Linked DNA regions of Homo sapiens: region 2 is linked to region 1. Evidence: chromatin loops called from intact Hi-C (ENCODE). Cell type or tissue: ascending aorta. All regions are shown on one strand. Region 1 overlaps ANKS1A (ankyrin repeat and sterile alpha motif domain containing 1A). Region 2 overlaps ANKS1A (ankyrin repeat and sterile alpha motif domain containing 1A).

Evidence for each region. A loop is a pair of places that touch in the nucleus more often than their neighbours do. Peaks named below come from ENCODE experiments on the same cell type or tissue, not always from the same donor. Only the 100,000 strongest peaks of a DNase experiment are listed, where the experiment ranks them.
Region 2: it touches region 1 in a loop (2.8-fold over the local background); 7 of 110 quality-filtered maps call a loop at or near these places.

Annotation. Positions count from the first base shown.
Region 1 is chr6:35,014,826-35,019,825 of GRCh38, forward strand. It overlaps ANKS1A (ankyrin repeat and sterile alpha motif domain containing 1A), which reads left to right. Exons shown (of 24, transcript NM_015245.3): 11 at 2,648-3,234. Among named protein-coding and RNA genes, the nearest start is that of TCP11, 120 kb to the right of the region's middle. RefSeq lists an enhancer at 2,853-3,456. In ascending aorta, CTCF peaks have their summits at 2,963 and 3,164; DNase peaks (open chromatin) are centred at 2,216, 2,765 and 3,196; H3K4me3 peaks cover 3,374 bases; H3K27ac peaks cover 5,000 bases.
Region 2 is chr6:35,089,642-35,094,641 of GRCh38, forward strand. ANKS1A (ankyrin repeat and sterile alpha motif domain containing 1A) reads left to right here. Exons shown (of 24, transcript NM_015245.3): 24 at 1-1,765. Among named protein-coding and RNA genes, the nearest start is that of TCP11, 49 kb to the right of the region's middle. In ascending aorta, no CTCF peak of the experiment used is centred here; DNase peaks (open chromatin) are centred at 300, 1,890 and 2,880; H3K27ac peaks cover 4,774 bases.

The DNA.
Region 1 (5,000 bases):
TATTAGAATGTGGTCCCAGAGATGGCAAATTTTACAGCCTGATTAACTCTCCCCATCAGCTTCTCCTAGGAAGTACTATTGACCTGAACCACATTAAATGGTCATGTGTCATCCTCACTGTAGCCCCACCATGCAACATCACTGGGTAGCTTTGTTCTGGCTGCCAGTTGTTATATGTAATATTCGTAGCCATGAGTCGTGGCTTCCTGGGGCCTTGGTTAAGCTATATGAAACTCTTATGTAATCAGCATTCCTTCTTCCCTAGAGAAAGGATTCAAGTTTTTCAGGGTTTGTTCATTGCTCAGGACCTGACCTTTAAGTTGAGTTGAGGTGTGAAAGTCCCAAAGTGGTCAAGTTTGAAAGTCCCAAAGTGGTCAAGTGTAGAGGAGGGGCCCAACACAGTGGCTCACGCCTATAATCCAGCACTTTGGGAGGCCAAGGCAGGCAGATCACTTGAGGCGAGGAGTTTGAGACCAGCCTGGCCAACATGGCAAAACCCCGTCTCTACTAAAAATACAATAAAATTAGCTGGGCGTGGTGGCACACACCTGTACTCCCAGCCACTCAGGAGGCTGAGATGGGAGAATCGCTTGAACCCAGGAGGCAGAGGTTGCAGTGAGCCAAGAGTGTGCAACTGCATTCCAGCCTGGGCAACAGAGCAAGACTTGGTCTCAAAAAAAAAATAAAGAAGTGTAGAGGAGAGAGATGCCAAAGTTGGTGCTTCTGTGCTCCTGTGGATAAGTAATCAGAGCCATAAAGTGGAGCTAATTGGCTGCCCCTGGCCACTTCTCTAGACTCGTGAAAAGCTGAACAGACTGTGGAGACTGAACTGCTCTTCTGGAGCTGGGAGGGGAGAGGGGGCGATGGGAGAACTGTATCCCTGCTCAGACCTCAGCGAGTTGGGCTCACTGTGAGAGCTGGTTGTTGAGACATTTCTTAAAGGCTGTTTTGAAAAAACCACTGTTGCAGGAGAGTAGCGTCATGCTTGGGCATTGGAGACTGTGTTTTAGTACATTGTGTTTATAAAGCACTGCTCATTTTGCACCCCTCCTCACCTGGCTACCCTCTCCAGTTGCAGAACTGAACCTCAAGAAGGGGCTTTGGGCCTTCAGGCATGCTGATGAGGGAGAGTGGGTGCTGTGTAGACAGCAACAGGAGAGGTACCCAGGCAGGCATCTCACATCCCTAAGGGGGAGAAGTGTGCCATCATGACATGGTGGAGACCTGGATTCTCATCACTATCATGACATTAAAGGGATTTTTAAGTATCATGCAGCCCAGCCCAGTCACTTTAGACGCTGAGGCCCAATAAGATGAAATCACTGCCAAGGCCACACAGCTAGAGAACAGCTCAGCCAGGACCAGAGCCAGATCTTCAGGCTTCTAGGTTGAAGTCTTCTCCTGCACCACCTGGGGTAACCACTAAGACTCCTCATCTGTAAACATAGTTGACCCTTTTGGTTCTAAGATTCTCTGAGCTCATGAATAGTTCTTGAGAGTTTTGAGCAAACTAGGGAATTGTTTGGTATAGGTGCAATAGATCCCACTTATAGAGAAGGTTAAGTTGAATATTATGGAATGTGAGCTAGTGCTGGACATAGTGTTATTTACTCTGATGATGTGGGTTAAAATCTTTAATGGGGCTGAGTTCATGCAAGGAAAGCCCCTGGGTGTGCCAGTGTAGTGCTGATGTTAGATTCTGATTTGGCCAATTATTTATGCTACTTCAGGGCGAGGTATTTGAGTGTACAGTAGTAGCTGGCCTCATGAGCTAGTAGTGTCAGATTTCTAGGATGTTAGGGAAGTCTCGAGAGAACTGCAAATGTCTCCTGGCATTGACAAATTAGACCATTTTGTTTTCAGTGGATCAACTAAGGTTAAACTTAAACAAATATGAGCAGCTGGGAGATTTTGGAAGAAGCAAGATGTGCACATTCTCAAAAAAAAAAAAAAAAAAGAGAGAGAGAAAGAAAAGTCTGTGCTCCCTGAGGAAGGAAGGATGAGGCGTGGAACTCGGAATGGCCCCCTCCGAGGAAGGAAGCAGTTATTTCTCTGCCGTTTTGTTTCTGTTAAGGAATTCCAGAAGTTGCAGGTTGTGGATCATGACCTCTTTTTTTTTTTTTTTTTTTTTTCTGTTGCTGCTTGCCAGAGGAAGGGAGGGCGGGTGGCCTTTAAATAACACTTTGGCCTTTATGGAAATGTATCAGATGTTCCAGGAGTGGGTCTCCCTGCTCGCGCTTGCTCACTGGTGCTCTTACTTTTGCTTCATGTTCACTCACTCTGTCCTGACTTGTGTCCTTTCTCTAGGTTATACTTAACACTCTTCTCGCCTTATATAGCAAGGTCTGGTCGTTAATGTTAACAGAAATCTAACAACAGGGAAGGCTGCCAGATAGCATTAATCAGGCCAGTGTTTGGAATTTCATAAATGCTCTGACTTTGGGTACAAATTGAACATTAAGAACAATATGAAAACTGTCTTCCTTCCTCTCTCTTCTTCTCTCCTCTCCCCCTCCCCAGCCTATCCAGTTTCTCTCTCTGTTTCTCTGTGAATTCCTCTGCTTTGCCATATGCTTGCTGCATTGGAACTTTGTTGATTTTTGCCACGTTTAATTTTTTATTTCTCTGTCTCTCCGTCCACTCCAAGACCACAGGCGGAGCAGCAGCAGCCGGAGCCAGGACTCTGCGGAGGGGCAGGACGGGCAGGTCCCAGAGCAGTTCTCAGGCCTCCTCCACGGCTCCTCCCCGGTGTGCGAGGTGGGGCAGGACCCTTTCCAGCTGCTCTGTACCGCTGGCCAGAGCCATCCAGACGGGTCCCCCCAGCAGGGCGCCTGCCACAAGGCCAGCATGCAGCTGGAGGAGACGGGTGTGCATGCTCCTGGAGCCTCCCAGCCCAGTGCCCTGGACCAGAGCAAGAGAGTGGGCTACCTCACAGGCCTGCCCACCACCAACAGCCGCTCGCACCCTGAAACTTTGACTCACACAGCATCTCCGCACCCTGGTGGTGCTGAGGAAGGAGACCGGAGTGGGGCCAGGAGCCGAGCGCCTCCCACTAGCAAACCCAAAGCTGAACTCAAACTCAGCCGCAGCTTGTCCAAGTCTGACTCTGATCTCCTGACCTGCTCACCCACAGAGGACGCTACCATGGGGAGTCGGAGTGAGTCCTTATCCAACTGCAGCATTGGGAAGAAAAGGCTAGAGAAGTCACCCTCCTTCGCCTCGGAGTGGGATGAGGTAAGGCCGACATGACGTCACAGGGAGCTGGGCTGGCCAGGCTGGCCGCAGCCCACCACAGCTCCCGTGAGTGCCAACTCTCAGGCCCAGGATCTGGGCAAGGTTGCTCTGGTTCCTTCACTCCGTAACTAATGTATTTCTGACAATCGTAAGAAGAGGCGAGCCTCAGGTAGTCTGGATCACAGAGGACAGGTCCTTAATGGTTAAATTAGAGGGTGGAGGCCCCAGCAGAGCAGGGCTGAGGGAGGGGCACTTTCTAGAAATGACATGCTGTTTGGAAATATTTGGATCCCATCAGCCCCATTGAGAGAATCATGCTCACCCTGGAGATGCTTAAGAGCTGGAGTACTTCCTATGAGTCCTTCAGGAGAAAAAGAGAAGATCCAGGGTTAGTTGAGAGGTGTGAGGGGTGTTTAGGGGAGGACAGGGTAAGTCTGGGGGGAAAGCTGCTGAAAGGGGGCTTTTCTTTTTTATATATATAATTTCAACTTTTATGGTAGATTCAGGGGGTACATGTGCAGGTTTGTTACATGGGTATATTGCATGATGCTGAGGTTTGGGGTACGATTGATCTCATCACCCAGGTAGTAGACATAGTACCCAATAGTTAGTTTTTCAGCCCTTGCCCCCACTCCCTCCCCTCTCCAGTAGTCCCCAGTGTCTATTGTTGTATCTTTATGTCCATGAGTACCCAATGTTTAAGGGAGAACATGCTGCACTGTTTGGTTTTCTGTTCCTGTGTTAATTCACTCAGGATAATGGCCTCCAGCTGCATCCATGTTGCCTGAAAAGGACACGAGCTCATTCTTTTTTATAGCTGCAAGAGGAAGGCTTTTCTATTCCCTGCTTCTCCATGGTTATTCTTACTGTGCTGTCCTGGAAGGCCAAATACTTCTTCCAGCAGAAGGGTCCTGCCCATCCCACATTCCCAGATTGGTCAGGCAGAAGAGGGATAAGTGGTTCAGGAAATGAAGATTGGGGAGTAGAAAACATTGGGAGTCAGAGGCCCAGTTTTCTTTCATAGCCATTATTAGTTGGAAATATGTACCAATTTCTCTGTGACCTATGGCATGTCTCGCTGAGCAGAAGAATGTGTTTCTCAAAGATAGGTAAACACCATGGGAATGTTAAAGTACCACCCTTGCAAGCTTCTTACTGAGTGGAAGCTGCCTTTGAAGTGGACTGGGTCTGTCTCTGAGGAATAATTTCAAGAACTCCATTTAGCTCTCCAAGAGGAGGGGAACACTACAGCTGACATGTCCATTTGAACAATCTGTACACTTAATGCCCTACCCAACTCTATTTGGGTAGGTGCTGGAAAGTTATGTAAACCAAAGCCAATCCATTTCCAGTGAAGGAACTGGGTTGGGGGTGGGGGCTGTGCTTCCAGCGCTACCTCCAGATAAGGTATAAGATGAAGCTTAAGATTCTGATTAGGCAGAGACAGAGGAATCCTGTGCAAAAGATTTTCATTGCTTAGTAAACAAAGATTTGGTGAGCCTGTGCTAGATGCCTGGCCACTTGTGGAAAGTCACTATGAGTGAGATAGCTCTGGGGGAGGGGGGTGCCAGGAGATTACACACTGGAGTGTGTATATTTGTAGGAATGTATGCTCTACCTTTGTTTTTTAAAACAGAGTTTTACTAATTTACAGTCAGCTATAGGAAAACTTCAAGATAAATTTAAGAGGAAGGTGAAGATAAGTGCAGTGTGCTCTGAAATGGCCATAGAGGTCAAGAGAGAAAAACATCAGTGACTCTTACCCA
Region 2 (5,000 bases), 75 kb after region 1:
AAGGTGACAGTGCATCGATGCTCCCCCGCGTGGCCTTTGGGGCAGGCTGGCATCCCGGTGCGCCTCTGCTTCTTAAGCTTTCCTGCTGCTCGCTTTGTTTTTAAAAGTAACTTGGGTTGCATTCTTCCCTCTGGACTAGAGTAGAAATGCAGGGGAAACTGCTGTGGATTTGAGAGGCAAAGTTGGCTCAGCTGTGTGCCCAGTTCCTCCTGTGGGCACTTTAGCAGGCTCCGAGCTTTCCTGGCATAGGTCAATCAGGTCCCAGGATGAATAATCCAGGCTTCAGCAACACTCCTCTTTCCCAGCCAGCAAAGGCTGTGAATTTGAATTCTTTGTTGGTATGTATGTGCAGGGAGTACTGTTAGGCACATTCTTAACCCATGTGGTTGGCCAGAAATCAGAAGTGGGGCTGTGTCTCTGACTGGCTAGAGGCCAGGCCTTGTGGGTTTCTATCTGCTAAGCACCCAGCAGGTTGGGGCCTGGGACTCAGCTCTCTCTGCGGTAGAGGCAGGCCCTCCTCCACTTCTTGGTACTAAACGAAGATCTCGACACCTTGCAGTTTTACTTCATTTCCTGCCCCTTTCAGGGCCTGTGAGGATGCCCATGAGCTACCGCTGTACAGTTCTCGGCCCCGGCTTTCTTCCAAGAGTTGACCAGGAACCCTAAAGCATCCAGAGTAGACTGCGCTGCCACTGCGCACATGCTGGTGCCCGTCTTCCTCCTAAGGGGCCAGGCCACATCCAAGTGGGCCTCTGTCGGGGGCGGGGCGGTAGGTCCGAAAGAAACCGCAGACACTACGATGCACTCCTCAAGCTGTCTTTTGTGCTTAGATCATCCATAGGTGTTTCTTCTGCTTGAAGCTGCTATATCATCTTTATTTATTCAGGGTATTTTCATATTGGAAGCCTTGGCTAGTCTGCTCTAGCTCTGGGTTCTGTTTAGAGATTGGTTTATTTCTGAATATTCAAGAAAGGAAAATGACTGGGCCTTTCTTTCTTTTCTTCTCCTCTGGGATGGGTAGTCTCCCTTTCCTAGAAAGGTTATTATAACTTTAAGGACAGGCTTCAAGTGGGAAGGCCCCTACTTTTGCACTTCTCCAAGTGCAGGTCACACCAGGGGCAGACCCTGTCGCTGCGTTTCTGAACTGTGAAGGAGCCCATTCGGGTGGGAGACTTCAGATGGGCTCAGTACCTGTCCCAGCCACAGGCTTCTTGTCCACCTCTTCTCCCCTGCCCACCAGCTGCTCAGCGCATAAGACCTTCCCGACAGGCTCTGCGTGTGCAGCTCTCTGCGTCCCTCCTGGGCCCTCCAGCGTCAGACACTAATGGGAGTTCCCGAGATGCTCGGGTTTGAGCAGGGAGCAGGCAGAGCTGCAGTCAGAGACATTAGAAAACCAGTCTGAATTGGGTCTGTCTTTGAGATGCCCAGGCCAGCAGAAAGCAGCTCAGAAGTATTGTTGCTCATGGTGTGGCAATGGACTGAACTGTAATGAAAATGTTATTTAATCTTTGTCTCTGTATTTTGATACTTGAATGACTTTCCCTTTTGTTTTACTGTATATAAAATTGTTAATCTGTCTGATTTTGTCTGAATTATAAACACTTTGAGGTACCAAACATAACCAATCTGTGCAACAACATAGACTGACCTCAGTACCCAAGAGAGTGTAAATATTTCTGGGCTTCCAGCTTTGGTTTTGTTATTTTCATAACTGTACACAACTTAGAACAGACTGAATTAATAAATGAGAAGCGACATGAACGCAGCCTTAATTCTTCTGAGTCTTTGAATTGGAAAGCGTCTTGATGGTTTTCTGGCAGAGGCGTGGGCACAGGCGAGACGCAGGCTCAGGATCAGTGATTCGCATCCTACACCGTTTGGCTGAGATGACGACAGCTTGGCTGTTTGGCTTTCTGTCTCGCACTCTCTAACAAACAGTTAGTTACAGCTGTGCTGTGAGGCGCAAGGGCCCCAGGATTCACCTTCCCCTCCTTAGGAACATCGTTCTGTGAACACCAAGCCAGGGCCACATTCTAGTTACTGCTGCAGTGGCATCTCTTCTGCCTCTTGGTCTGGGCTTGTCCACCCATAGACATGAACCGAACATCTGCCTCCCAGGCAGCCTGGGGGATCTAGAGCTGTGAAAGAAAGTGCTCTCCTTTCAGGAACTTGCTTGGATTGCAGAGGTTAAGTTTTAGACATAAACAACTAGCTACCAGCCCGAAGCCGTGCTATGGTAGGGATGCAGAGGGCAAAGTGTTCCCAGAGGGCTGGTGGCAGGGAGAGGAAGGGGCAGGGTGCTGAGCTGTATTTAAAGGGGAGAATTTGGGAAAGCACAAGCAAGCGGTCATAGCGGCCCCTTCACTGATTGACGGAGCACCTTGGCCCCTTCACTGATGGAGCACCTGTGTTCCAGCTCTGCTAGCTTTCCAGGCAACCATCTCATTAGCCCCACTCCTTTCCGGACAGGTGTTGTCACCTCTATTCATAAAGCAGGGCCCAGGGCCTCTATTCATAAAGCGGGAGGGACCTTGAGCCCCATCTGGTCCAGTGGCTCCAGCTGCCAGAGCCCCTGTTCCTAGGCCTGTTTCAACCCCAGCTGCCTAGCACTGAACGCTTTTATTCCTGAGTTTCTGTGGACGCTTCCGTTTCTTAAAAGGGCCTTAAAAAAGAAAATTCACTTATCTAGTTCAGTACCCATATTGAACATAAACAATAGTTGTTTATGTCTAAAACTTAACCTCTTTTATTGGTAGAGAAAACAAGGTCCAGACTTGGAAAATGATTCTCTCCTAGCCAGCCTGCCAGCGAATGGCAGAGAGCCAAATCCCAGGTTGTAACTCCCAACTAGGGCTTTGTAGGCCACACTGCGTTGAGTTGGGAAAGTCCACTGAGGCCCAGTGGGGGAGGCCTCACATTCCAGAGGGGTTCTTCATCCCCACATCCCTTGGCTCCCTGGCTATGGCGCTCTTTCCTAAGCAGAAGAAACCTGACAGCCAGAAGAGAAAGGTCAGGTCATAACTAGTGTCATCAGGGCACCAGGACACATAGCTGCTATCATCATCCCTTCTGGGACCACCTTACACATTCTGCCTCTGTGTGAGGCACAATCCCTGGCCTCTTCCACTCATTCCTTTCTCCCCCTTCAGGGGCTCATTTCTGTCATACTCCTCCACATCCTCATGAGCCTCCCCTTCACAGATGCTCAGGCTCCTAGACAGCTGGGTTGTTACTACTGAAAATTGGGATAGATCAATCCTCAGCAATGACCAGGCCACGGAGGAGGAACTTTCAAGCTGGAGCACTTTCCAAGGCAGCTCAAAACACCCTCTAGTCAGCCATGGCCACCCCTGACTTCCTGAACCCAGAGGGTATCCAAGTCCCATAAATAGGGACAGGCCGACTATCTAGTGTGTCATGCAGTTCAGCCTGGGGCTCACACTGCACCCACTGTCATCAACTAACAACAAGGAAAGCTAAAGTCTGAACCATCCCTTCCTCCGTGCAGCCTCTACGACTTTGAGACCGCTTTTTTCAGGATTCGGCTGTTAGGAACACTATTATAAACAACTATTTACCAAATAGAATTTTCCTAACACCATAAAATATTTATTACTCAGTAAATGGAGCTGGGACAATTGGGCAGCCAAGGAGGAGGGAGTGCAGGGAGATTCCTGTTCCAACTTATGCCAAAATAAATTCCAGATGGCTCACATATTTAAATGTAAAAACAAAAAAACAAACAAAACTCAAAGCTAGAAGAAAATGGGAGGCTTTTTTTTAATAAGCGTGGTTTGAGAAAGGCCTTTCCAAACGTTATAAAACCCTGAATCCATTTTTTAAAAAGGATTAATATATTTGAGTCTATAAAAACTAAACATTTCTGCATAGCAAAATGCACCTTTGAGAAAAAGAAACAATGGAAAACTAACATGTGCACCACATGTAACAAGGACACCTTGACAACAGCTATCAAAAGTAAACTAACGCCTATGTCTCGGAAGATCAGTAGATGCTCTTTTCCCTGCTCTTCCCACTAAGTACGATTAAAACCCCCAGTGGAAACACCAGTGGGCACAGACAAAAACCTGTTCTTCCCAGCCAGAGGACCAGGAAAGGGGCAGCTTAGCAAGACAGAAAATTTAGACAATAAATAACTGCTCTACTCCAGCCAAGCACCACAGGAAAAATGGGGCCCCACCCAGATCAGCAAAGGCCAAGACCTCTGCCCTCACAAAGCTATAATGAGGTGCCCAACAACCTCACGCATGTTGTCAGAGGGGGCCTGGTGAAGAGACAGAACGCTCACCAGCGCCCAGTGATTGTGATGCTGCTCCCGCCTTGGGAGTCAGTGGAAACTACAGGGGCAGCCGGGAGTGCCACGGCACCCCAGCAGTAACAAGCAGCCTCCCACCTCAGGTGTCAGTGGAGGCCAGGTGGGGAAGCTGGGCTTTGACCCCCAACCTGGCAGTAGTATGCTATTTCCTTTTCCCTTGCTAGAGTGGTGTCAAAGTCAGCTAAAAGAGAAGGTTTAAATAAGAATGAGAAACAGAAATGTCCAAGTTTCAATAGAAAATCACTTATCATACCAATATCCAGAAAACTCTCAATCTGAATTTAAAAGGCAGTAATCAATAGATATCAACACTTAGCCAGACATGGTGGCACAAACCTGTAGTCCCAGCTACTCGGAAGCCTGAGGCAGGAGAATGGCTTGAGCCTGGGGAGGCAGAGGTTGCAATGAGCCGAGATTGCGTCACTGCACTCTAGCCTGGGCAAAAGAGTGAGACTTCGTCTGGAAAAAAAAAAAAAAAAGATATCAGCACCAAGATGGACAGATATTAGAATTATCTGACAAATATTTTAAAGCAGCCATAAGAAAGTTTCAACAAATAATTATAAACACACTTGTAGCAAAAGAAAAAGTCAAATGTCTGAGCAAAGAAATAAAAGATATAAAGAACCTATTGGAAATTCTAGAACTAAAAAAATACAATAAC